4 separate regions of the Homo sapiens genome follow, and regions 1, 3 and 4 are each linked to region 2. Evidence: read pairs that join two places in POLR2A ChIA-PET (ENCODE). Cell type or tissue: HepG2. All regions are shown on one strand. Each heading gives the region's core, and the rest is flanking DNA. Links, peaks and the distances in the headings are about the cores only.

Region 1 (6,169 bases), core at 827-5,826, 57 kb before region 2:
TTCTTTAGTAGTAAGTCAACAAGGTGTGAATATCAGGAGCTGAAGATCATTGGAGGCCATCTTGAAGGCTGTCTTCACAAACAGAGAGTACAGGAAGAGTCTGGAATGAGAGCCTGAGAAGCTAAGGCTGACTGTGTTTAGTAGTCATGGATTAAATTTTATAGTTGTGTTCTCAGGTGTGTTGGTGTTAATGAAGGTGTTTACTAGAGATATTTCCAAAATGTAACATCCTGTAGACAATCAGAGTAGTCTAAGAACATGTTTCATATGAAAAATATGCTGCCTTATTTTCTTTTTTTCCTTTTTTTCTGATATACAAAGAATGGTTAAAAACATGGGATCTGATGCTGACCAGAGCTGAGTTGGATTTCATAGGATGCGGATTAAAATACAATAATAGACACAATGCTCTACATTACTTGATGAATAAAGAATAAAAAATAAGGAAGGAGTTTTGGCAAGACAGTGGAATGAACAACTGCAAAGTGAATATTCCTCATTCTAATTGAATGCTAATAAAATCATTGTTTAAAAATGATAATTTTCATAAATAATCACAAAAGGTAATTACATAATAATAAATTAATTAAATGTGGGCCATTAAAAAGCTTTCCATACATATAAAAAAAGAATTCAGAAAAAAACAAATTCCCAAATGCAAAAATTATCAAATTATAAGCAGGATAAAGAATGATTACAATTTATTCTCAAAGGCATACTGTTTATGTCAGTAACATCTTGTTAGAATTTTTGCAGATGACAACACCACAGAATTTCAAACAAGGCATACTTGACACTGTGGAAAATGCTTCAGCAAAAGAAAAGGTAAACTCACTACACATGTGGGATGCTAAATCAGTTGAAAAAAAAAAAAAGAGGATAGAATGTGAGAGAAGATGATGGATCTAGATAGTGGAGCCAAAAAATAGAAGGAGATAAAAGGAGGTTATAAAATCACAAAATATAACAGTTGGAAGGCACTTTACAAATTATCCGATACTACTCCAAGCTCAAGGCATAAGTTTGCTTTTTAATAGAATGATCAATTAATCCTTATATTTATTTTATTTCTTTTCTTTTTTTTTTTTTTTTTTTTTTTTAAAGACAGAGTCTTGCTGTGTCACCCAGGCTGGAGTATAGTGGCACAATCTCAGCTCACTGCAACCTCCACCTCCCAGGTTCAAGCAATTCTCATGCCTCAGCCTCCGGAGTAGCTAGGATTACAAGTGTGCACCACCACACCCAGCTAATTTTTATATTTTTTGTAGAGACATGGGGTTTCTCCATGTTGCCCTTGCCCAGGTTGGTAATGAACTCCTGACCTCAAGCGATCCACCCGCCTCAGCCTTCCAAAGTACTGGGATTACAGGTGTGAGCCACAGCGCCTGGCCCCCTTATACTTATTACAGCAGCTTTGGAAAATTATTCATTGTTGGGAATGAGGGAATGGGAACTATTTTCACTACACAGTATTGCCCACCCCTTGCCCACAAGAATCATCTAAAACTGAAAGTTAACAAGTAAAATAACACACATAATGGATGAGATAGTTACATGTAGGACAAACCTAAAAGATTTTAGTAAATACACACCTCATGTTTTAGGAAGAAGGTAATCTTGGAGACTTGGGTATAATCTTAAGGCAACGTACTAGGAATGAGATCGTACCGATGAAAGTTTAAATCTAATCAACAGTATTATGCACTGGTTGAAGAAAACCAGGATTAAGACGGAGGATAGTCAGCATGGAATCTAAGAAGGGAAAAGTCCGTTAACTATATGTGTTCATCAGATTCTAAGCTGTTAAGGGAGAAAGACCCTGAGTCTAATGAATATAAACTTTAAATTTAAAGAAAAACATGTTCTGTTATAGAAAAGTGGTCTTTCAGTTTTTGTAAAGATGAGCTATTTCATCTTTGTAAGTGAAATGCTCATGGAGATTAGCTACCTCCATTTGTTCTCATTGTAAACCTCTTTAAACCACAACACATTTAGTTGCTCGACTCATATGAAGAAGAGGTGCCCTGGTTGGGAAAAGTGAAAATTCCGAATAATGGAAATGAATAGCCCTTAGTGAGAATAAATATTCTGGTTCATACATAAGCCTCAGAGTTTAGTGAGTCAGTCCCTTGAATTTGATCTCTTCTAGGTGCTCTGACAAGGCCTGAAGTCCAGAAGTTAAAAAGCTAAGAACCCAGAGACTAGATTGAGATTACTTGAGTCAAGTCATGTTGCTTATGGAAGACCTGCCTAAGTGAATTCTCTGGATAACATGACATATCTATCTCATTTCCTAACAATGGCAGAAACTCATATTTACTTTATGACTCCTCTGTGTTAAGTACTATGCTGGTCACTTTAAATATTATCTTATTTTGTCTTAACAACTCAAGAAGGTACTATTTAGCCCCGTTTACAAATGAAATAAAAACACACAAAACTGAGGTTCAAAGAGGCTAAGTAATCTGCCTAAGACTAAACAGCTAATATTTAATTTAACAGATCTAGCCAGGGCTGTCAGACTTCAAAAATATGGCTTTTTCAGCTGGGTGTGGTGGCTCACGCCTGTAATCCCAGCACTTCTGGAGGCCGAGGTGGAAGGATGATTTGAGGCCAGGAGTTTGCAACAATCCTGGGCAACATGGTGAGACTCAGTCTCTCTCTAAAAAAAAAAAAAAATAAATAAAATAAATTAGTCTAGCATAGTGGCACGTGCCTGTAGTCCCAGCTACTCATGAGGCTGAGGTGGGAGGATTGATTAAGCCTGGGAGGTCAAGGCTACAGTGAGCTGTGATTGCGCCACTACACTCTAGCCTGGGCGACAGAGCAAGACCCTGTTGTCAAAGAAAAAAAAAAAGGCTCTTTCCACTATACCAAATTACCTCCGTTCATTGTTGGAAAGCTATAAGGTTTTTCCTTACATTACACCAAAATAACACTTGCCCTTTGGCCCTAGTTATTTGTACCTCTTGTACTTCTTATCTCTATTTGTAGTTCCTTGAGTGAACATAGCTTTTATTTTTCCTTCTGAATAGATAAAAACAGACTTGAGAAAATTAACTAATGTCCTATTCATCTTTTTGACCTTCTAACAACACGTAGTATCCTGCAAACAAAGTATCAAATCTTGTTTTTTTCAATTAACAAAATGAGAACTATAGACTATAGAAAGCCAGCTGTCAAAAAAATAGGGAAGAATTCCTTTAGTATGAGAAGTGAATAAACATAAAAAGGGAAATGTATTTTGTTAGTGACCAAAAGAACAGGTGCATTAGTTGGTGATCAAAATAACCAGTCCCCCCTGTAAAGGGGGACTGGTTTTAAAGGGCATTAGTGTTTCAAGCAAGTAGGATGGTGCTCAGAGAAAGATTAGTCCCTGTGGAGGAGATGAGTGCAGTCCAGGGAAACCTGTAGACTGGTCAATAAAGCAAACAGCCAGGAAGAGAAAGAAGATTGTCTGTGAAAGGTTGTCCAAGGCTTGGCCCTGACATAACAGATGCTAAGTACATGACATGTTGCTTAATGATGGAGATCCGTCCTGAGAAATGTGTCATTAGGTGATTTCGTCATTGTGTGAACATCGTAGAGTGAAATGACACAAAACTCAGTGATACAGCCAACTACACACCTAGGTTACATGCTATAGTCTATTGCTCATAGGCTACAAACCTGTGCAGCAAGTTACTGTACTGAACACTGTAGGCAACTATAACACAATGGGACGTATTTATGTATCTAAACATAGAAAAGGTACAGTAAAAATATATTATAAAAGATAAAAACTGGTACACCTATATAGGGCACTTACTGTGAATGGAGCTTGCGGGAATAGAAGTTGCTCTGGATGAGTCAGTGAGTGAGCAGTGAGTGAATGTGAACGCCTAGGACATGATAGTACACTACTGTAGACTTTATAAACACTGTACGCTTAGGCTACACTAAGTGTATTTTTTTATTATTATTATACTTTAAGTTTTAGGGTACATGTGCACAATGTGCAGGTTAGTTACATATGTATACATGTGCCATGCTGGTGTGCTGCACCCATTAACTCGTCATTTAGCATTAGGTATATCTCCTAATGCTATCCCTCCCCCTCCCCCCACCCCACAACAGTCCCCAGAGTGTGATGTTCCCCTTCCTGTGTCCATGTGTTCTCATTGTTCAATTCCCACCTATGAGTGAGAATATGCGGTGTTTGGTTTTTTGTTCTTGCGATAGTTTACTGAGAATGATGATTTCCAATTTCATCCATGTCCCTACAAAGGACATGAACTCATCATTTTTTATGGCTGCATAATATTCCATGGTGTATATGTGCCACATTTTCTTAATCCAGTCTATCATTGTTGGACATTTGGGTTGGTTCCAAGTCTTTGCTATTGAGAATAGTGCCACAATAAACATATGTGTGCATGTGTCTTTATAGCAGCATGGTTTATAGTCCTTTGGGTATATACCCAGTAATGGGATGGCTGGGTCAAATGGTATTTCTAGTTCTAGATCCCTGAGGAATTGCCATACTGACTTCCACAATGGTTGAACTAGTTTACAGTCCCACCAACAGTGGAAAAGTGTTCCTATTTCTCCACATCCTCTCCAGCACCTGTTGTTTCCTGACTTTCTAATGATTGCCATTCTAACTGATGTGAGATGGTATCTCATTGTGGTTTTGATTTGCATTTCTCTGATGGCCAGTGATGGTGAGCATTTTTTCATGTGTTTTTTGGCTGCATAAATGTCTTCTTTTGAAAAGTGTCTGTTCATGTCCTTTGCCCACTTTTTGATGGGGTTGTTTGTTTTTTTTCTTGTAAATTTGTTTGAGTTCATTGTAGATTCTGGATATTAGCCCTTTGTCAGATGAGTAGGTTGCGAAAATTTTCTCCCATTTTGTAGGTTGCCTGTTCACTCTGATGGTAGTTTCTTTTGCTGTGCAGAAGCTCTTGAGTTTAGTTAGATCCCATTTGTCAATTTTGGCTTTTGTTGCCATTGCTTTTGATATTTTAGACATGAAGTCCTTGCCCATGCCTATGTCCTGAATTGTAATGCCTAGCTTTTCTTCTAGGGTTTTTATGGTTTTGGGTCTAATGTTTAAGTCTTTAATCCATCTAAGTGTATTTTTAAAAGTTTTCTTTAATAATAAATTAATCTCTGCTTACTATAACTTTTTTACTTTATAAACATTTTGATTTTTAAGAACTTTTGACTCTCCTAATAACACTTAGCTTAAAACACAAACACATTGTATAGTTGTACAAAAATATTTTCTTTCCTTGTATCCTTATTCTATATGCTTTTTTCTCTTTTTAAAAATTTTTTATTTTTACCTTTTAAGCTTTTCTTTAAAAAAAAACAAAAACAAAAAAACTAAGACACAAGCACACACATTAGCCTAGGCCTACACAGGGTCAGGATCATCAGTATCACTGTCTTCCACCTCCACATCTTGTCCCACTGGAAGGTGTTCAGGGGCAATAACATGTATGGAGCTGTCATCTACTATGATAACAATGCCTTTTGCAGAATACTTCCTGACAGACCTGCCTAAAGCTGTTTTGCAGTTAACTTTTTTTTTTTTTAAAGTAGACAGGGTACACTGTAAAATAATGATTAAAAGTATAGCATAATAAATACATAAAGAAGTAACATACTCATTTATTATCATTATCAGGTATTATGTTGATATAGTTTGGATGCTGACCCCACTCAAATCTCATGTTGAATTGTAATCCCCAATGTTGGAGGTGGGGCCTGGTGGGAGGTGATTGGATCACAGGGGTGAGTTTCTCCTGAATGGTTTATTACCATCCTCTTGGTACTATCCTCAAAATAGTGTGTGACTTCTGTTCATTAAGTGTATGGCACCTCCCCACTCTCTCTCTTGCTTTCACCATGTGATGTGCCTGCTCACCCTTTGCCTTCTTCCATGATTGGAAGCTTCTTGAGGCCTTCTCAGAAGCAGATGCCGCTATGCCTCCTGTGCAGCCTGCAGAACCATGAGCCAATTAAAGCTCTTTCTTTATAAATTACTCAGTCTCAGGTATTTCTTTACAGCAATAGAAGAATGGCCTGCCACATATGTACTGTATGTAATTGTATATGTTATGCTTTTATACAACTGGCAGTCAGTAGGTTTATAACAGCACCACCATGAACACTTGAGTAATGC
Region 2 (6,169 bases), core at 391-5,390:
CCTGTAATTCCAGCACTTTGGGAGGCTGAGGTGGGAGGAGTTCGAGATCACCCTGGCCAACATGGTGAAACCCCGTCTCCACTAAAAATAGAAAAATTAGCCAGGCATGGTGGTGCACACTTGTAATCCCAGCCACTCTGTAGGCTGAGGCATGAGAATCACTTGAACCTGGGAGGTGAAGGTTGCAGTGAGCCATGACCACGCCACTAGACTCCAGCCTGGGCGACAGAGCAAGACTCTGCCTAAAAAAAAAAAAAAAAAAAAAAAACCTTTCCTGAATTGACCTCAGTACTTGATTGCCTATAATTCTGCCAAAAAAAAAAAAAAAATTCAACTGAGCTTTTTATTTATTTTAGAATCATGCTGAAGATATTTTATTACTTTAAAAGCTGGGAAACATAAATACATTTTATAAAGAAGTTGGGCACCAGATCAACTATCATCCTTTGTTGTAAAATAAAACTGTGATTAATCAAACCCAATTTTCTTAACATCATTTTAAAAACACACACACATTTATTTCCTAAGGATGCCCTACAAGGACTGTCCTGTGCTCAGAACCTGCCTGGGGCTCTTGGCCTTTGAATGAAAAGAACTCATTCCAGACATTTCATAATCTCAAGTCATTACTTGCTTTCTGCTGGGTTGATAAAATACAGGACAATTCCACTTAAATGATCTTAAAAAGGTAAAACTAAACAATATTTTATAGAGATGCATATGTGTATGGTAAAACTGTACAGAATGAAAAGGAAATAATAACCACAAAGGTTAAAAAAATGGTTACATCTAGGGGAGAGAGGAGGCTAAGTCTAGGAGGGATGGGAATCCATTTCTAAGGAACTGACTATATCCTATTTCTTGACTTGAGCATGAGTTACAAGAGTTTTTACTTTATAATTTACAAATTTCATATGTTCTTCTGTATGTAAGTTACAAAAATAAATAAATGCACTTACACAACCACTCCAAAATTTATCAGGGAGAGAAGGAAGAGTTCACAGACTACCTTAAGTCCATAAACCCCAGGTTTATGGTTATCAAGCTAGGTGAAATCAGAGAAAAGGAAACTCTTTAGATTGTAAAATGATAAGGGAAGGAGGGAGCACTGAGAACAGGAAAAGTGAAAAACTGAAAAGGTGATGCAGAAAAAACATGAAGCTTCTGCGTCAGTTCATACCCTCTCACTTGGAGGAGAGCAACATCTAGCACAGACATAACTAACAAATGCCCAAGCTTGGTAAGGAATGTGTTAGTGTCTGAAAAACATGTTAACTAATAAGGGGAAAGTGGAGCTCAGCTTGTAAAGAAATGTAAACTATTAAATAATTTCTTCTAAAAGAAATAAATCCAAAAATCGCAAGTTTAACCCTCTTACTCATTCCATTACATCGTCCTCACACCCTTTAATGGAAAAAGGGCATATAAATGGTTAGAAAACTACAAACACCAATTACTGAATGCAAAAAGTACACAATGTCATGTCTCAGCAAAATATTATCAAAGAACCTAGAAAAGCCTTTGTCAACCTTGAGAAATTAGGGAACTGGTGAAAACTAATTACAAAATGTCATTTCCACCAGCTTTGGAATAAATACACATATTGCAACTAAATGATAAACACACATCTGGATCACATCTAGTCTGAACTCCAAAACAGGTCTTCACTGTACAGTCTCTTGTGAGAATGAAGCTTTCTGCTGAAGGTAACAGGAATCTAAGGTGGCCTACCCTGTTTAAATCCATAGGTCAGGCATGGCGGTATATCTTTGTAAAGTTTTTTCATTGTACTCTTGCAAGAAATATTCACTTATATCCAGCAACTATTCATTATTTCACAAGGTTTGGGTTTACACTGAACAAAATTACCAATTATGTTCAAAACTGGTGTTCATATAGACAGCCAAATGCCTTATTTTGATGAAAAGTTGTAATAATGAGCATGGAGAATTATTTTTATGTTCCAAGATTCTACCAAAGGCATTAAATTGACTATTTCTTCAAGATGTTCTTCTCAAGTTTTCCTTTCATCCTACTTTCTACCCTCCATTTGTTCCGCACAGATACAATATCTTCTCTATTTTTCCAACTTTCTCTTAGTGGTTAAGGGAGTCACACAGAAAAGCTTCTCCACTTCATGGAATATTCGCTATATTCCACTTTATAATGAGGCTCTCAGTGAATCGTTCTCCTCCGACTCTCTCACTTCCCTATCTCCCTTTTGTTGCCAGTCCCCCTAGGTTTGTTCTTCCCTCTTGTTTTCAGATAACTCGGATTACCCAGTTGGAACCAAAGGCCAAAGAATGTCCTCTCTATTATGTTTGATTGAAAAGCCGCCCGGAAGAGGGAAGGGGTGTGGATCTACACTTATTCACTCTTTCACTAATGTGCCAAACTATTTGATCCGTGCCGCTTTTGTGTACCCAAAACACAGTATCATAAAAGTAATTACAGGCCCGAAAATGATTCTCAGCCCAAATGAATGGCCTTTTGGAATGCTATATTCTGGACTTCTCTTTGCGTGGGGGAGGGTCTCACAACTAACGAAAACAAGTCCTACAGAAAACTGGTGAGCTCGGCGGCTGGGGGAGGGAGGGAGGGGGGTCACAGGTCCGAAGTGCAAGGGACGCCGAAACAGGACTTGCCTCAGTTATGAGCACGTGCTCTGACCTGGCTGCGGCGGCGCAGGCAAACCCCTCGGAAGGTGTCGTTGTCCACCGAGACGGCCATTGACCTCTGACTCATCCAGAGATAAGTCATCAACCAGGCCACAAGTCCCAAGCCAGCAGCTCCTGGATTTAGTGTGCACGGAAAATTTGAGTTTCAGCTGTACGACCACTAGCAGTTAAAGACGGGTCTGAATTTCCTCGGGCTCGGCCGGAAAGTGAGGATGGCGATGGAAATGCCACCCTCCCCGAGTCTGGCCTCTGAGAGTTAAAGAAGCCGGTCCCATCCCGGCGCGTGAAGGAGCTGCCGCTGTGTGGGGCAGGACCCGAGCGGCCCCAGAGCGCGCAGCTCTGGGTCCCCGCCGCCCCGTCCCCCGCGCCTCTCACCTGCGGCCGAGTGGCCCGAGAGCGCACGGCCCCGGGCGCGGCGCTGGCCACCAAGTTCGCGGCGCTCGCGTAGCTCTTCCTCCTCGTCCTCCCGCCGCCGGCCCTCAGCCATGGGCGAGGCGCGGGGCGCAGCCGCGGGATGGCCAGCGAGCTGCGGCCCCGGCGCCCCAGAACGCCTGCACCCGGCGCCCCACGCCACCGCCCTCGGGCCGGGGGGAAGGCGGCTCCCGGAGAGGAGGCGTCGGCGGCGGCTGTGGAAATGGCCACCTCCGCGAACTCCACCTGCAGCCGGCCGGGCAGCGGCAGGGCGCGGGCCGAGCCGATTCCCCGCCTCCTTGCGGCGTCCCGGCGGCCTCTTAATCCCTGGCCTTTCCCACTCCCACTCCCGCTCTCTTCCCCCTTCCTCTTTGCCTTCCCCGCCCCGTAGAGCTCCACCGCGGATCGGGCGGGTTCGGGGCTGGCCTCGCCTCCTCAGGGAGGGGTTATCGGCCCCTAAGGCCGCCCCACAGCCACACACGCTGGAAACACCAGCTCGACCCAAACAAACGTGTGCAAAATAAATAAACGGGATAGGAAGAGGGGAAAGAGGAGGTGGCCTGGCCTCTTCCTGCCTTTTCACGATATTCCAGTGTCAACAGGAAACCCATTTGTTTGACACTTAAACAAAAAGAGGAGGAACCCGACCGGGGCCGAACTGGGAGAGATGGGACAGCTGGGAGCTGCTGAACTTTGGAACAAACTTGGCTTGGAGTTGGGTCGAGCCTCTGCAATGCACACTTTTTTCTTTCCCTCTCTTTTCGCCCTTAAAAACCTAGACTTGCGGGAGCACAGAGGATTTTTAGGGCAGTGAAACTACTATGCGTATGATTCTGTAATAGCGGATGCCTTTGTCCAAGCCCAAAGAATGTACAAAACCAAGAGTGAACCGCAATGTAAACTATAGACTTTGGGTGATTATGAGGTGTCAATGTGGGTTCATCAATTGTAGCAACTGTGGCACTCTGGTGGGGGATGTTGATAATGGGGGAGGCTATGCATGTGTGGGAGCAGGGGGTACATGGGAAATCTCTGTACCTTTAGCTCAATTTTGCTGTGAACCTAAAACTGTTCTTAAAAATAGTCTAGTAAGACTGGAAGCGGTGGCTCATGCCTGTAATCCCAGCCCTTTGGGAGGTCGAGGCGGGCAGATCACGAGGTCAGGATATCGAGACCATCCTGGCTAACACGGTGAAACCCCGTCTTTACTAAAAATACAAAAAAAAAAAAAAATAGCCAGGCGTGGTGGCGGGCGCCTGTAGTCCCAGCTACTCGGGAGGCTGAGGCAAGAGACTGGCCTGAACCCAGGAGGCAGAGCTTGCAGTGAACGGAGATCGCACCACTGCACTCCAGCCTGGGCAACAGAGCGAGAGTCCTTCTCGAAAAAAAAAAAAAGTCTAATAAAAATGTTTAATAATAAATCAAGCCTCACTGTATTCCAGTTCATTTAGGGCTAGGATATGGCTACAATTCCTAGAAGAACAGGAAGAAATGTGTTAAAGAGACCCATACGTGATTATTTGTAGAGAGGCAACTAGGGGAAGTGGAGAGACCACTGGCTCTGGAGTCAGAAACTGTAATTTGAAGCACTTAGCTGTGTGAGCTACCCCTAAGAAAGTTTTTCAAAGCTGGAAAGAACCGTGTAACCAAAGTTGTGTGTACCTGCACAATACACATCTTAGGTTCAGTAGGTGCACGTACTTACTTTCACACAGAGAGGAAAAGATTCTGGAATTTCACCAAAAGATACCCAAGTAGCAGGCAGAAATATTACCTGGACATGAAACCTTAGGAAATTCCTGAGTGCGATGAACAGGCCTTTATCTTTGGCGTCTTGCTCTATTTCTGAGAGATTACCAAGAGCTCCTAATGTTCAGCAAGTAGGAGAGAAAAAGAAAGGGAGAAAAGGGTCACTGAAAATAGAATTGCCTGCCACACCTGAGTGCTGTTTCTTTGCCTTTTCAATAGTGGCTGTTGCCGCCTGAGAAAATCTTTCCGCTTTTAAGCAGATAAGAACCACAATCGATTCTGTGGAATTGAGGTCAAATCCACAAGTTAAAACTTTATTACTGCATAAGCGATTAAATAAGTAGACACTTAGAGAACTGGAAATTAAGCCAACAACAATAAAACAAAGGTTCTGGACCTTTAGGGTTGTTTTAAATGTTTGGTAAGTGAAACCTTATTTGTCACTTCCCTTCAAGGATGAATAATTTAAAAATCCCTACCTTGACCAACAGTACCATTTCATTAAGCCATTGGAGTCAGTTTCTACTGTCATTGAGTCTTAATTTTTTTTTTTTTTTTTTTTTTTTGAGACTAGAGTCACTCTATTGCCGAGGCTGGAGTGCAGTGGCACGATATCGGCTCACTGCAACCTACGCCTGCCGGGTTCAAGGGATTCTCCTACCTCAGCCTCCCGAGTAGCTGGGATTACAGGCATGCACCACCACGCCCGGCTAATTTTTGTATTTTTAGTAGAGACGGGGTTTTACCATGTTGGCCAAGCTGGTCTCAAACTCCTGACCTCGTGATCCACCCACCTCAGCCTCCCAAAGCGCTGGATTACAGGCGTGAGCCACTGAGCCCAGCCATTGAATCTTAATTTGGAAAGGCGTGAAAGTTGTTCTGGGTTTCCCAGCCAATTAGAGCTTCGGGAATCCACATTTTTGTGGTGGGTGGGTGGTGCATGCCCAAGCCCACTCTACAATTAGCAAACATTTATGGTAACTGTTGTGTGCCAAGTACCACTCTAGGTGCTGTGGGGAGACTCAAAAGAAGGAAAGAAATATCCATGATCACATCCTATGGTAGGTGCTTTTCACATATGTCTTCTCATTGCAAAAGAACAAAACATGTTCCCTGTCCTCCAATGAGAGAGGAAGGTCTATACAGTTTACACAAAACGAGACAAAACTTGGTAAGTTCTTCAATAAAGATATAACTTTGGACAGGGTGCCAACATAATTCAACAGGGAAGGAATTGTCTTTACAACTGGATATCCACATGCACATGAATGAATTTGAGCCCCTATTTCATTCCATATGCAAAAATTAACTCAAAATGGATCATAGACCTA
Region 3 (6,169 bases), core at 261-5,260, 72 kb before region 2:
TCCCATCAAACTGGCCAAAATGTAGGGACTGGGGGAAGAGATAATCAGTGTGAATGAGCACATGGGAAAAGGGATGTTCTCCATCACTGTGAATTGGTGCCATCTCTTTGGAGGATAATGTGGCAATAGAGGTCAAATTTTTAAATGCAGATTGTCTTTTCTTTAATACTTCCACATCAAACAATTGCACAAGTACTCAAAAAGAGGGGTAAAGAATATATATACTGAAGCATAATTTATAACAGCAAAAAATAAAGAAAATCTAAGTGTCCATCAACACAGGCATGATTTTAATGTTAGGTTACTTCTGTATGTGGAATGTTATGCAGCTATTTTAAAGAACAGTAATCAGGTCGGTACATAGTGGCATGGAAGGACTTTGAAAAAAGTTAAGTTGCATGTAGAATGATATATAGAATATTCTCATGTTTTCCTGTGATGAAAATATATACATATTTATATATATGTGTGTGTATATATATTATATACAGACATGTGTATATGGACCCCACACAAATATATATGGATATACAGCAAGACAAGAAAGAGAGAGAGAGAGAGATCTGGAATGATGCTCACAAACAACCCATCAGGTGCTAGAAGTGGAGACAATAAGGAAGAAAACTTTCTATTTTACCTTATACATTTCTCTGGTGTTGAAATTTTTTTAGTAATTGTAAAGAAAAAACCCAACCATATATTATGCCCAGCAGGCACCAGAAGAAGAGGAGTCAAACCTATTAATATTTTAATAACAGCTATTAATTCTCAGATTTCTTTCCATCAGTCTGCTGGAGATAAAGAGCATTCTGCTTTGGTTGTCAGTACACAATTCCTAACACAAAGTCTCCCAGCATGCTTTTGTGAACCAAATGGAAACCTGCGGCCCAAAAAGGAGCACAGTTTGGCTGGATACGTCGTTAGCTGAGGATCAGTCAACAAAGACTGTTGGCCGATGGATCCATTCCAGTCTCAAGTTTCACGGGCTCTGGCAGGGAGGGAGGGCACAGACCCCAGAATACTCCTGAGAAGCCCTCACCTATCCCTCCTCCATTCACTGCCTTTTCATCATAATCTGCCTTTAGGATTAAATGATTTTTCACCAGACCTTAGGCACTACTTCCATGGTCTTCCTGACCTTGTTATAACCAATACCTGCACCCTTTCCAGAATCTCATTTTTAAGCATCCCACCTTGCCAACCCATTTGTTCTTTCTTTTTCTTTTTTTCCTTTTTTTTTTTTTTTCCTGAGACGGAGTCTTGCTCTATCACCCAGGCTGGAGTACAATGGTGTGATCTTGGCTCACTGCAACCTCTGCCTCCAGGGTTCAAGGGATTCTCCTGCCTCAGCCTCCCAAATAGCTGGGATTACAGGCGCATACCACCATGCCCAGCTAATTTTTGTATTTTTAGTAGAGGCAGGGGTTTCACCATGTTGGTCAGGCTGGTCTCGAACTCCTGATCACAAGCAATCCACCAGCCTTGGACTCCCAAAGTGCTGGGATTACAGGTGTGAGCCACTGCACATGGCCCATTTGTTCTTTCTTGAACTCCTTACAGCAAGAAGGCCAATTCCAATAATTTTCTACTCCATCAGGATTTATAATCTACTGACTTTATCTCGCTTTACTCTCTACACCCCCTTCATTGCTTACTTTCCTCCTTTCCAGCTTAAGTTAGTGATTTCTCATTATAATCACTCCCCTGTCCACCCTTCTTCATACCTTCCTCTGAAAACCTCACCCTGCTTGCAGCCAACTCTCTGCTCTCTCCATGCCTCTACCCATGTTGCTGAGCAGCACTGGTGAACACACAACTATGCCAATTTCACTTAATTCAAGTGGATCCTTTCAGCTGCCCCGCAGTCACACTATTATTTTCTTAGTTCATTCATCTCCCTCACTGCTACATGACTAGCACACTTCTCCATAAGTCCTCAATACCTCCATTCCCATCCTCTTTCTCAATGGATAATTTCTATGCTTCACTGAGGAAACAGAAACAATAAGCAGAGGAATTCCACCACCACACCTGCTGCCAAGTGGCATCTGTGCCCATTGCCTTTGTTCCTGTGTAGGAAAATCCGTCTGTGTTCCAATCTAAGCATTCTCACCTTCCAATTGGTGAGCTGGGATCTGTCCCCTGCTCAAGGACACCATTGCAGCACTATTTGCTTTCTCTTCTGTGTCATCAATTTCCTCCTCTTTGCTGGATAATTCCATTAGCACACAAACAGGATGTAATTTCTCTCATCTTAAAACAACAAGAACAAAAGACTGTGCCACCCAGCCTCTTCTGCCAGCTGTTTCTCTGTTCCCTTTACAGCAAAACTACTTTTTCTATCTCAAAGTACTCCCCTTTTATTCTCTCTTGAGCCTGTTCCATGATGCTAAATCTGATGGTCAGTTCTCAGCCATTTGCAGCATTTGGCAGCCTATCACTTTCCTCCTTGATACACTTTCTCTTCTCAGCTTCCAGGATACTACTCTCAGTTCTCAGCCTACCTCACCACTATCCTCTCAGTCTCTTATTGGTTCTTATTCATCTCATGAAACTTAGGTGGGCTCAATCCTTAGCATTCACAGTGGGCTTTATTTATACTCACTCCATAGGGGACCTAATCTCATCTCATGGCTTTAAATACTATGACATGCTGATGACACCCTAATCTAGCCCTAGTTTGGGCCAAGTCTCCAAATTCCAGATTTATATATTCAACTGCCTACTGGACATCTCCAGCTAGACATCGATCAAGCATCTTAAACTTATGCCTACAAATGAACTCTTCATCTACCCTCCAGAAACCTTCTCCTCCTACACTGTGCCCCATTTCAGTAAACAGTACTTCCACTCTTCCAATGGCTCAGGCCAAATGGAGTCATCCTTGGCTCCTGTCTTCTTCTCACAACCACATCCAATCTATCAGCAAGTCCTGTGTGTTCTACCTTCACAATGCAACTGGAATCTGCCACTTCTTACCACTTCTCTATATCCCTGGTCCAAATCCACCATCACCTCCTGCCCAGTTCACTGCAATAGTTTTCTGCCTGGTTTCCCTGCTTTTATCCCTGACCATTATCAATCTACTTGCCAGTTTGATTCATTTAAAATTTAAGTCAGATCAACTATCTTCCCATACTACTAAGAATAAAAACCGAAGTCCTCACAATAGCCTGCAAGAGCCTACATCATTTGGCCTCCAATCCCTGTGTGACCTTATTTCTCACCGCTGGAGCCCCTCACTCTGCTCTGGCCATAGTGTTTCCTAAACGTTCCAAGCACACCCCTGCCTCAGGGACTTTGTACTGCTGTTCTCCATGCTTCAACCCCTCTTCCCTCAGTTATCCACCTGGCTCATTTCCTCTCTTACCTCTCAGGTCTCTGCTCAGAAATCACCTCAGTGATGCCTTGTCTGACCACCCTATTTAAAAGTTATGCCCCACTCCAGCATCCCTAAGTATCTAAGCCTGTTATTAAACAAAGCACTTGTTGGCCGGGCACAGTGGCTCACGCCTGTAATCCCAGCACTTCGGGAGGCCTAGGCGGGCGGATCACGAGGTCAGGAGATTGAGACCACCCTGGCTAACACAGTGAAACCCTGTCTCTAACTAAAAATACAAAAAATTAGCTGGGTGTGGTGGCAGGTGCCTGTAGTCTCAGCTACTCAGGAGGCTGACGCAGGAGAATGGTGTGAACCGGGGAAGCGGAGCTTGCAGTAAGCCGAAATCGCACCACTGCACTCCAGCCTGGGCGACAGAGCGAGACTCCGTCTCAAAAAAAAAAAAAAACAAGAAAACAACAACAACAACAACAACAAAAAAGCACTTGTCATGTTCTGACTTACAACTACAATACAACCTCTACGAGGACAGAGGCTTTTTCTATGTTTTCATACCTCTATTCTAGAAAACGGTCCCTGGCGTGGGTATTGAATAAATGATTGCTGGACAAACAAATGAGGTTTCCTGGACTTGGGAGGCTGCTGTAGCAAGATAACTAGATGATGACTTAGAAGATCTGGGTTTGAGTATGATTACAGACAAGAAAATAGAAGTGACGCCCAGCTTTGTTATTGCACAGTATAATTAGTTAAGCCATTTAACCTCCAAGGGCCTCAGTTTCCTCATCTATAAAGGGAATGAAAACATGCGTTACCCTCTGTGTGAATGAAAATGTCAGGCAAATGTAAAACACTATCAGGCTTCTGTAACTGATCACATATGTTAAACTATTTAGAATTACTTTAAAATTTTTAGACAATAGTTTATGCTTAGAAGATTTAGTCACTTTGTAAACCAAAAGGATACCTTGAATTATTATTTTTTTTATTTTTATTTATTTATTTATTTATTTTTTAAATTTATTTATTTTTTATTGATAATTCTTGGGTGTTTCTCACAGAGGGGGATTTGGCAGGGTCATAGGACAATAGTGGAGGGAAGGTCAGCAGATAAACAAGTGAACAAAGGTCTCTGGTTTTCCTAGGCAGAGGACCCTGTGGCCTTCCGCAGTGTTTGTGTCCCTGGGTACTTGAGATTAGGGAGTGGTGATGACTCTTAAGGAGCATGCTGCCTTCAAGCATCTGTTTAACAAAGCACATCTTGCACCGCCCTTAATCCATTTAACCCTGAGTGGACACAGCACATGTTTCAGAGAGCACAGGGTTGGGGGTAAGGTCACAGATCAACAGGATCCCAAGGCAGAAGAAGTTTTCTTAGTACAGAACAAAATGAAAAGTCTCCCATGTCTACTTCTTTCTACACAGACACGGCAACCATCCGATTTCTCAATCTTTTCCCCACCTTTCCCGCCTTTCTATTCCACAAAGCCGCCATTGTCATCCTGGCCCGTTCTCAATGAGCTGTTGGGCACACCTCCCAGACGGGGTGGTGGCCGGGCAGAGGGCTCCTCACTTCCCAGTAGGGGCGGCCGGGCAGAGGCGCCCCTCACCTCCCGGGAGGGGCGGCTGGCCAGGCGGGGGGCTGACGCCCCCACCTCCCTCCCGGATGGGGCGGCTGGCTGGGCAGAGGGGCTCCTCACTTCCCAGTAGGGGCGGCCGGGCAGAGGCGCCCCTCACCTCCCGGACGGGGCGGCTGGCCGGGCGGGGGGCTGACCCCCACCTCCCTCCCGGATGGGGCGGCTGGCCTGGCGGGGGGCTGACCCCCCCCACCTCCCTCCCAGACGGGGTGGCTGCCGGGCGGAGACGCTCCTCACTTCCCAGATGGGGTGGCTGCCGGGCGGAGAGGCTCCTCACTTCTCAGACGGGGCGGCTGCCGGGCGGAGGGGCTCCTCACTTCTCAGACGGGGCGGTTGCCGGGCAGAGGGTCTCCTCACTTCTCAGACGGGGCGGCCGGGCAGAGATGCTCCTCACCTCCCAGACAGGGTCGCGGCCGGGCAGAGGTGCTCCTCACATCCCAGACGGGGCAGCGGGGCAGAGGCACTCCCCACATCTCAGAGGATGGGCGGCCGGGCAGAGACGCTCCTCACTTCCTAGATGTGATGGCGGCCGGGAAGAGGTGCTTCTCACTTCCTAGGTGAGATGGCGGCCGGGCGGAGACGCTCCTCACTTTCCAGACTGGGCAGCCAGGCAGAGGGGCTCCTCACATCCCAGACGATGGGCGGCCAGGCAGAGACGCTCCTCACTTCCCAGACGGGGTGGCGGCCGGGCAGAGGCTGCAATCTCGGCACTTTGGGAGGCCAAGGCAGGCGGCTGGGAGGTGGAGGTTGTAGCCAGCCGAGATCACGCCACTGCACTCCAGCCTGGGCACCATTGAGCACTGAGTGAACGAGACTCCGTCTGCAATCCAGGCACCTCGGGAGGCCGAGGCTGGCGGATCACTTGCGGTTAGGGGCTGGAGACCGGCCTGGCCAACACAGCGAAACACCGTCTCCACCAAAACCAGTCAGGCGTGGCGGTGCGAGCCTGCAATCGCAGGCATTCGGCAGGCTGTCAGGAGAATCAGGCAGGGAGGTTGCAGTGAGCTGAGATGGCAGCAGTACAGTCCAGCTTTGGCTCAGCATGAGAGGGAGACCGTGGAAAGAGAGGGGGAGAGGGAGAGGGAGAGGGAGAGGGAGAGGGAGAGCCTTGAATTATAATAAAGATTTTAAACTGTCTTTCTCCCTCTAGAGTTTGTAATTGTCTATATATAAATTGTATACTTTAATATCA
Region 4 (6,169 bases), core at 950-5,949, 78 kb before region 2:
CTCAGTCTTTATGATGCTAATCAGCTTGGAGCAAATAGAGCTGCAATAAAGAATCTGTATACTTCCTAAGTAATCTGTGTCCAACTATTTGTAAGAAAAATCATTTAATATCTAAATTGAGAGTACTCTGTTATGAGCAATAAAAAGTATAATAAACAACAAATGAAAATTTAAGCCTTTATACTATAAAATGAAAAAGAAATGTCACTTGCTTTCTATTTCCCTCTGTAAATACCATTAAGATGTGGTAGTGAAATTGTATAAGTTGTTGGCATGGGCCCTCAAAACAAAATGAGAGGGAATGTAAGTGATCCCTGTCTCTTACATGTCAGGATGTCACTGACAATATGGAAGTTCTTAGCTGTTTTAAGTGTTTATATTATGTTGCCTAGTGGCAGAAATTAAGTCCTATATGGACAAGAGATTAAGCAAGATAATGGGTATGAGGGTCCTTCATAACACAAATGGCTAATTATTAGTGCTATTATTTTGAAAACTGAAACAGACCATGAGACACTAGATCTGTATCATATGTCTCCAGGGCTATACCGTAAGTCAAAGCATTACAACTGTTGGGAGAAAAGCTGGACATTCCAAAAAAACTACTTATTTTTGAGTATTGAGGAAAATTGCTATTCTTGGATATAAGCTCAGAGAAGACTGAGTACTGCAGTTTGAGAATTGCTGCTAAAAAGGAGACAAACCATCAACAGAGATTTTCAAACTCTTGCTAGACCAAGAACTGAACAAGGAGTACATCTCCAAATATCATGCCTTCTTCAAAGAGTAAAAAATTCCGTGGACCTTGAAGACTCACTGTGGAATTTCCAGAGCCTTATGTACATTTGTTCAAAGCATTATCAGGTGTTGATTGGAAGGGAGGCTGAGTTATTTCTGTGACTTGATCAAACAGTTGGCTATTAGCCCCTGAATTTAATAACTAGGGAATAAAAGTTTATTTGACCCTTAAGAGTCTATAGTAAACAAGACACAGACATCTTACTGTAATACCACAGAATCTTCCCACATCTCAAACAACAACAACAACAACAACAACAACAAATACACAAAAAAACCCAACCCTGCTTAAGGGTTTTTGGTTTTGTTTTGTTTTGTTTGGTTCAAAGATATCTTAGTATATGAATTTGGAGAACAAGCCTTTAGATTTTAGAGAAATTGTTCAAATGTTGATAGGGCATAGAAGGAAAGCTTAACATTCAATTTAACCCAAGGAAAAGAGAATCTGCAACGAAGTCGGGAAAGGAAGATTCTAATACTTGCTTCTAAGTTGTTTCTTTTTACACCCGAGGATCACAAAAGAATGACTTCTTCTCAGAATTATCTTGTAAATAAAAACAAACAATAAAGATTATTCGAACTGAGATTTAAATGTAAATCCAGGTCTATTTTGAAAGGGCCTGACCAAATCATGTTATAGTCAGAGACCACAGTGTGTACAGTCAAGTGAAATGTACATTCTGAGAGAGCCTAAGGTGCCAGTGTACCTCAGAAGTGTGGTAGTCTTTTGTGTCAACAATTTAAAACAGTTAATCTGTACATAAAACATGTTTCCAATATTGAATTGAAATGTTAACCAAGTGTCACTGGGTGTAGCTATCTCTAAAACATAGCCATAGCAAAAATGACAGGTAAACAGATTTCTCTGTTGTAGAGAATTCAAATATACATAAAAATAATTGGGTGCAGTGGCTCACGCCTGTAATCCCAGCACTTTGGGAGGCCGAGGCGGGCAGATCACGAGGTCAGGAGATAAGAGACCATCCTGGCTAACACGGTGAAATCTCGTATCTACTAAAAATACAAAAAATTAGCCGGGTGTGGTGGCACACACCTGTAGTCCCAGCTATTCGGGAGGCTGAAGCAGGAAAATCATTTGAACCCAGGAAGCGAAGGTTGCAGTGAGCCGAGATCACGCCACTACACTCCAGCCTGGGCAACAGAGCAAAACTCCATCTCAAAAAAATAAAATAAAATAAAATAATAATAATAATAATTAAGTTGCTTAGGAGCTTTATCACTACTGACCTTTCTGAGTTAAAGCCTTTAAAAATCACTAATATATTAATTTGTTCAAGTCTTAATTAAGTAGTGTAACTAACTACTGAGTTCCCTGATTCAGTTCCTTGTTAATTTTTTTTTTAGGGGAAAAAGTGAGGAGACACTGTCTGGCAAGATTTACACATCAATGCTTGATTAAGGAAAAGGGACTCCTCCCTTAGCAGCGTGAAGCCTGGATAGAGATGGGTTCTTTCTACTTTCCAGACTTTAATGGCAACTGTGCCCAGAGTTTCTAGATATTCCTCATACCTGTTCCCTGTAAAAGACCATAAACATTCCTGGTTTACTGTAGCTGAAAAGTCATCTAAATTCAAATTTATTGGATGGCTTTGCATTGGTCCAGTGTGGTCTTCTGAGTCTTTTGTTTGTTTGTTTGAGATGGAGTCTCACTCTGTCACCAGGCGGGTGTGCAGTGGCGCAGTCCTGGCTCACTGCAACCTCCGCCTCCCAGGTTCAAGTGATTCTCCTGCCCCAGCCTCCTGAGTAGCTGGGATTACAGGCACGCGCCACCATGCCTAGCTAATTTTTATATTTTTAGTAGAGACGAGGTTTCACCATATTGGCCAGGCTGTCTCGAACTCCTTGACCTCAAGTGACTGCCTGCCTTGGCCTCCCAAAGTGCTGGGATTTACAGGCATGAGCCACCACTCCCGGCCTGGGTTTATGAGTCTTTTACTGGGACTTGACCCATTCTCATTTCCCAAAGAGTTTAAAGATTGGGATGAAGTTAACTGGAGCAGGAAAAATAAGTAAGATTGGAAAGATATATGACTTTATAACCCCATTGAAGACATACAAAAAAAAAAAAAAAGGCTGAAATATAAAGTATTTCCCTGGTGGCATTTGTTCTGGTATCTTATTTTTTAATTTATGTTTTCAGGAAAAATTCTCCATCAGATTAAATAGCTAAAGTTACAAAAGGCAAATACTCACATAAAATTTGAATCTGAAAAGGAAAACCTAATTCCTGGTATATATATAGATGGGTACTGACAACATTTCTATTTCTCTGAGTTTCACGGATTTCAGGGTAACATCTGAATTAAGGTTGTGTATCTATCCTTTCAACATCTGAATCATCTAACATAGAATGATCAAATTCTGTTTCTGGCTTATCAAATTACCTAGCATTTTCCTTGCAATGATGATGTTCAAAGCTGGTACAAATAGTGCAGGATAGAGCCATTCTTAGCTACCATTGGTAGGAGTGGGTATGATCTTTCTGGAGAGTAATTTGGGCCTTTAAAAAGTTTATGACCTTTTCTCCAACATTCAGCTTCTAAAAAGCTATCTCCAGGAAATAGAAAGGTGAGATAAATTTCCAGATAAAGATATTTATGGCACTGTTCTTTACAATAGCAAATCTAAATTTTGCCATTAATAATTTTTAAAATATACTATACAGTTATGATCATATTCGACATTGTCAGGTACTTACCTAACTGCTTAACTCACTTGACCTTCTCAAGAGCCCTATGAAGTATGTTCTCTTACCCAGAATTCCCATTTATTGATGAGAAAAGAAAGAAGTGAAAAATGAACACTGAATATCTCATGCCTTATAATGGATGGGTTCATTGTTTTATTTATTCTGCTTATCATAAGTAAAGAAGTAATGACATTGCTGCTACAAATAATTCCTTTTCGGCCCCATAGAACCTGCAGTTAATACTGAATGGCACAAGATTTACATAGGATTGATCCATGTTTAAACTTGCCCAAGGTCATGGAGCTAGGAAGTGACGGTGCTGGGGTTCCAAACCAGCAGTCCAGCTCCAGAGCTGAAACTCTTTAGCATTACACCATATTGCTGTTTTGTGTATTACTTTTCTTATTTTTCTTTTGTGTATTATTTTTCAAATGTGATCCTGAATTCTATAAAATGATAAAATTTTTATAATTTTTCTCTCAGATTTTTGTTTCAATATTCACATGCAAAATTGGTCCCTGGTCTTCTTTTAGGAGAAATATATTTTCTGTGTTTCAATATCAATGTTATTTCACCTTCATAAAAAGGAACGAACTGGAAGCCTTCCTTCATTTTCTATGTTCTAGAACAGTTAAAATAGCATTAGAATAATCTGTTTCTTAAAAGTTTGGTAGAATTTCTTTGCAAACTCTGAAGGAGAGGGAAAGGAGGGTAGCTCTATGACAACTTCTTTGTTTCATCAATAATAACTGTTCTTTCAGATTTTCTAAGAGTTCTGGAGTCAGATACAGTCATATATTTTCTATTTCTTTTAAAAAATTAAACAGATTCTTACATATAATTTATATTCCATAAAATTTACCTGCTTGAAATGTACAATTGGATAATTTTTAGTAAATTTACAGAGTTGTGCAATCATCACAATGAGATCATTTTAGAACATTCCCATCACTCTAGAAAGATCGCTTGTGCCCACTTGCAGTCAATCCCTGCTGCCATCACCAGCTCCTCCATTTTAATAGTTCAGCTCTATAACTTTAATGTATATAAACAGACATGTTTATTTTATGTGGATTAAATAAGATAGCGGAGATAAATCTTGGATGTATTGTATATAATGTGACTATACTATATAAAAAATATTTAACTTTAAGAATTGAATGTGGTACTCTGCACAAATAGTATAATTTTCTTATAGCTCATTAAAGCTACCTGGTACTTATGGAAAAAACAAACAGTATGACTGTTTTCATCTTCCTATGATCAGCGCTGAGACTTCCATAAACACATATTCCTTACAGCCCCATTGGCAGCAAGCAATAGGAAGCTAATATCAAAATATGATCACAATAACCACCCTGCCTACAGATGACATTGCTGTTATTCTTTACTTCATGTTGACCAGATTTTCAAACTGTAAGGTATTTTTTAATGTTTTACTTTTTTTTTTTTGTTTGTTTGTTTTTGTTTTTAGAGATGGGATCTTGCTATGTTGCCCAGACTAGTCTTGAATTCCTGGCCTTAAGCAACCCTCCTGCCTCAACCTCCTGAGAAGCTGGGATTACAGGTGTAAGTCACCGTGCCCAGCTTTATTTTCTTAATTTCTTCTATTTTTCCTAATGAGAGTTTAGGAAAAGTCTAGCTATTTCTGAAATGAACAAAGTGTTTTACCCACAGTGTTCAGAATTTAGTGCTTAGAATTAAGCACAGCTGATTAGAACACCAGCCAATATATTTTTAGTTTGCATTGAATAGAGATTTCTCTAATTAGGAAGCATTAGTGTTATTTGATTTCTGATTCTTGCTTCAAAGTTCTCTCCATAACACAGCGAACTTTAAGTATAAGATTAAACTTAATTTAACAAGAAAATATTTTTACATGTTCAAACATGAATAATCCAGTCAGTAGCATTTTTAGATCTAAGAGTATTGGAAAAATTGCTCTCAGCATTGAGAAATTCTTCCACTGATAAAGGTCAACAGAAAGCAAACTCTTGGAGAAGTGGAAGGCGCATGGACTTTGAAGCCATACACATGGGTTCAAATTTCAGGTCCAACAACCACTAGATAGGTGTCCAATATATTCTTCCTCTTACCTCTTTCTTTCCCTCCTCCCTGCCTGGCACCCCCTTGTAAACAAAACAAAACAAAACAAAATGCAAACAACGCACTTCAATGGAAACATACTCCCAAGATTTCCTTAGAGTGAATTTATACTGATTAATTTTTTTTTAAATTCAGGAACTAAAGTAACTAAGTTAAGTTTTTCTCTTGTCAACTCAATATCCTTGTTGGCCATCTGTTACTTTTCTTCTTCTACTCAAAGACATAAAGTGAGCCTCAAAAACATTTAAGTGCATATTGCAAGATTGTTTTGAGATTTAAACAGATGTGTACTTACATGAATGCCCAACTATAAAACACTCAAGGGTATGTAATTATTGTGCTGACAAGTATAAATTCACAATAAAGGTATTCAAAACACACATATACTCATACACGTATTCAGAGTCTGTCCATACACTTCATGTTAGGTATATATTGATTGTATCTGTAAAAGTCACAATATTTAAAAATATTTTCTTAGTTCAATAAAAGATTTATAATTGGCTCTTCTAGTTTCATACTTAAGACTTGTTTTCAAATGTTTCTGTGAAAGAA

The links. ChIA-PET counts read pairs that join two places held together with the same protein. Peaks named below come from ENCODE experiments on the same cell type or tissue, not always from the same donor. Only the 100,000 strongest peaks of a DNase experiment are listed, where the experiment ranks them.
Region 1: POLR2A ChIA-PET joins it to region 2 with 32 read pairs; 8 of 35 experiments call an interaction of 5 or more read pairs at or near these places.
Region 3: POLR2A ChIA-PET joins it to region 2 with 21 read pairs; 4 of 35 experiments call an interaction of 5 or more read pairs at or near these places.
Region 4: POLR2A ChIA-PET joins it to region 2 with 12 read pairs; 3 of 35 experiments call an interaction of 5 or more read pairs at or near these places.

The regions. Positions count from the first base shown.
Region 1 is chr4:151,264,494-151,270,662 of GRCh38, forward strand. The region is part of intron 1 of SH3D19 (SH3 domain containing 19); the gene reads right to left. It overlaps LOC124900799 (a long non-coding RNA gene), which reads right to left. Exons shown (of 2, transcript XR_007058328.1): 1 at 1-6,169. Among named protein-coding and RNA genes, the nearest start is that of PRSS48, 9.6 kb to the right of the region's middle. In HepG2, for the core only: no CTCF peak of the experiment used is centred there; DNase peaks (open chromatin) are centred at 2,808 and 3,498.
Region 2 is chr4:151,322,188-151,328,356 of GRCh38, forward strand. SH3D19 (SH3 domain containing 19) reads right to left here and starts at 3,418. Exons shown (of 20, transcript NM_001378122.1): 1 at 3,054-3,418. The coding sequence starts at 3,165. In HepG2, for the core only: no CTCF peak of the experiment used is centred there; DNase peaks (open chromatin) are centred at 2,544 and 3,634; H3K4me3 peaks cover 3,594 bases.
Region 3 is chr4:151,249,968-151,256,136 of GRCh38, forward strand. The region is part of intron 1 of SH3D19 (SH3 domain containing 19); the gene reads right to left. It overlaps LOC124900799 (a long non-coding RNA gene), which reads right to left. Exons shown (of 2, transcript XR_007058328.1): 2 at 1-6,169. Among named protein-coding and RNA genes, the nearest start is that of PRSS48, 24 kb to the right of the region's middle. In HepG2, for the core only: no CTCF peak of the experiment used is centred there; a DNase peak (open chromatin) is centred at 2,174.
Region 4 is chr4:151,243,167-151,249,335 of GRCh38, forward strand. All of the region lies in intron 1 of SH3D19 (SH3 domain containing 19), which reads right to left. LOC124900799 (a long non-coding RNA gene) reads right to left here. Exons shown (of 2, transcript XR_007058328.1): 2 at 3,645-6,169. Among named protein-coding and RNA genes, the nearest start is that of PRSS48, 31 kb to the right of the region's middle. In HepG2, for the core only: no CTCF peak of the experiment used is centred there; DNase peaks (open chromatin) are centred at 3,775 and 5,525.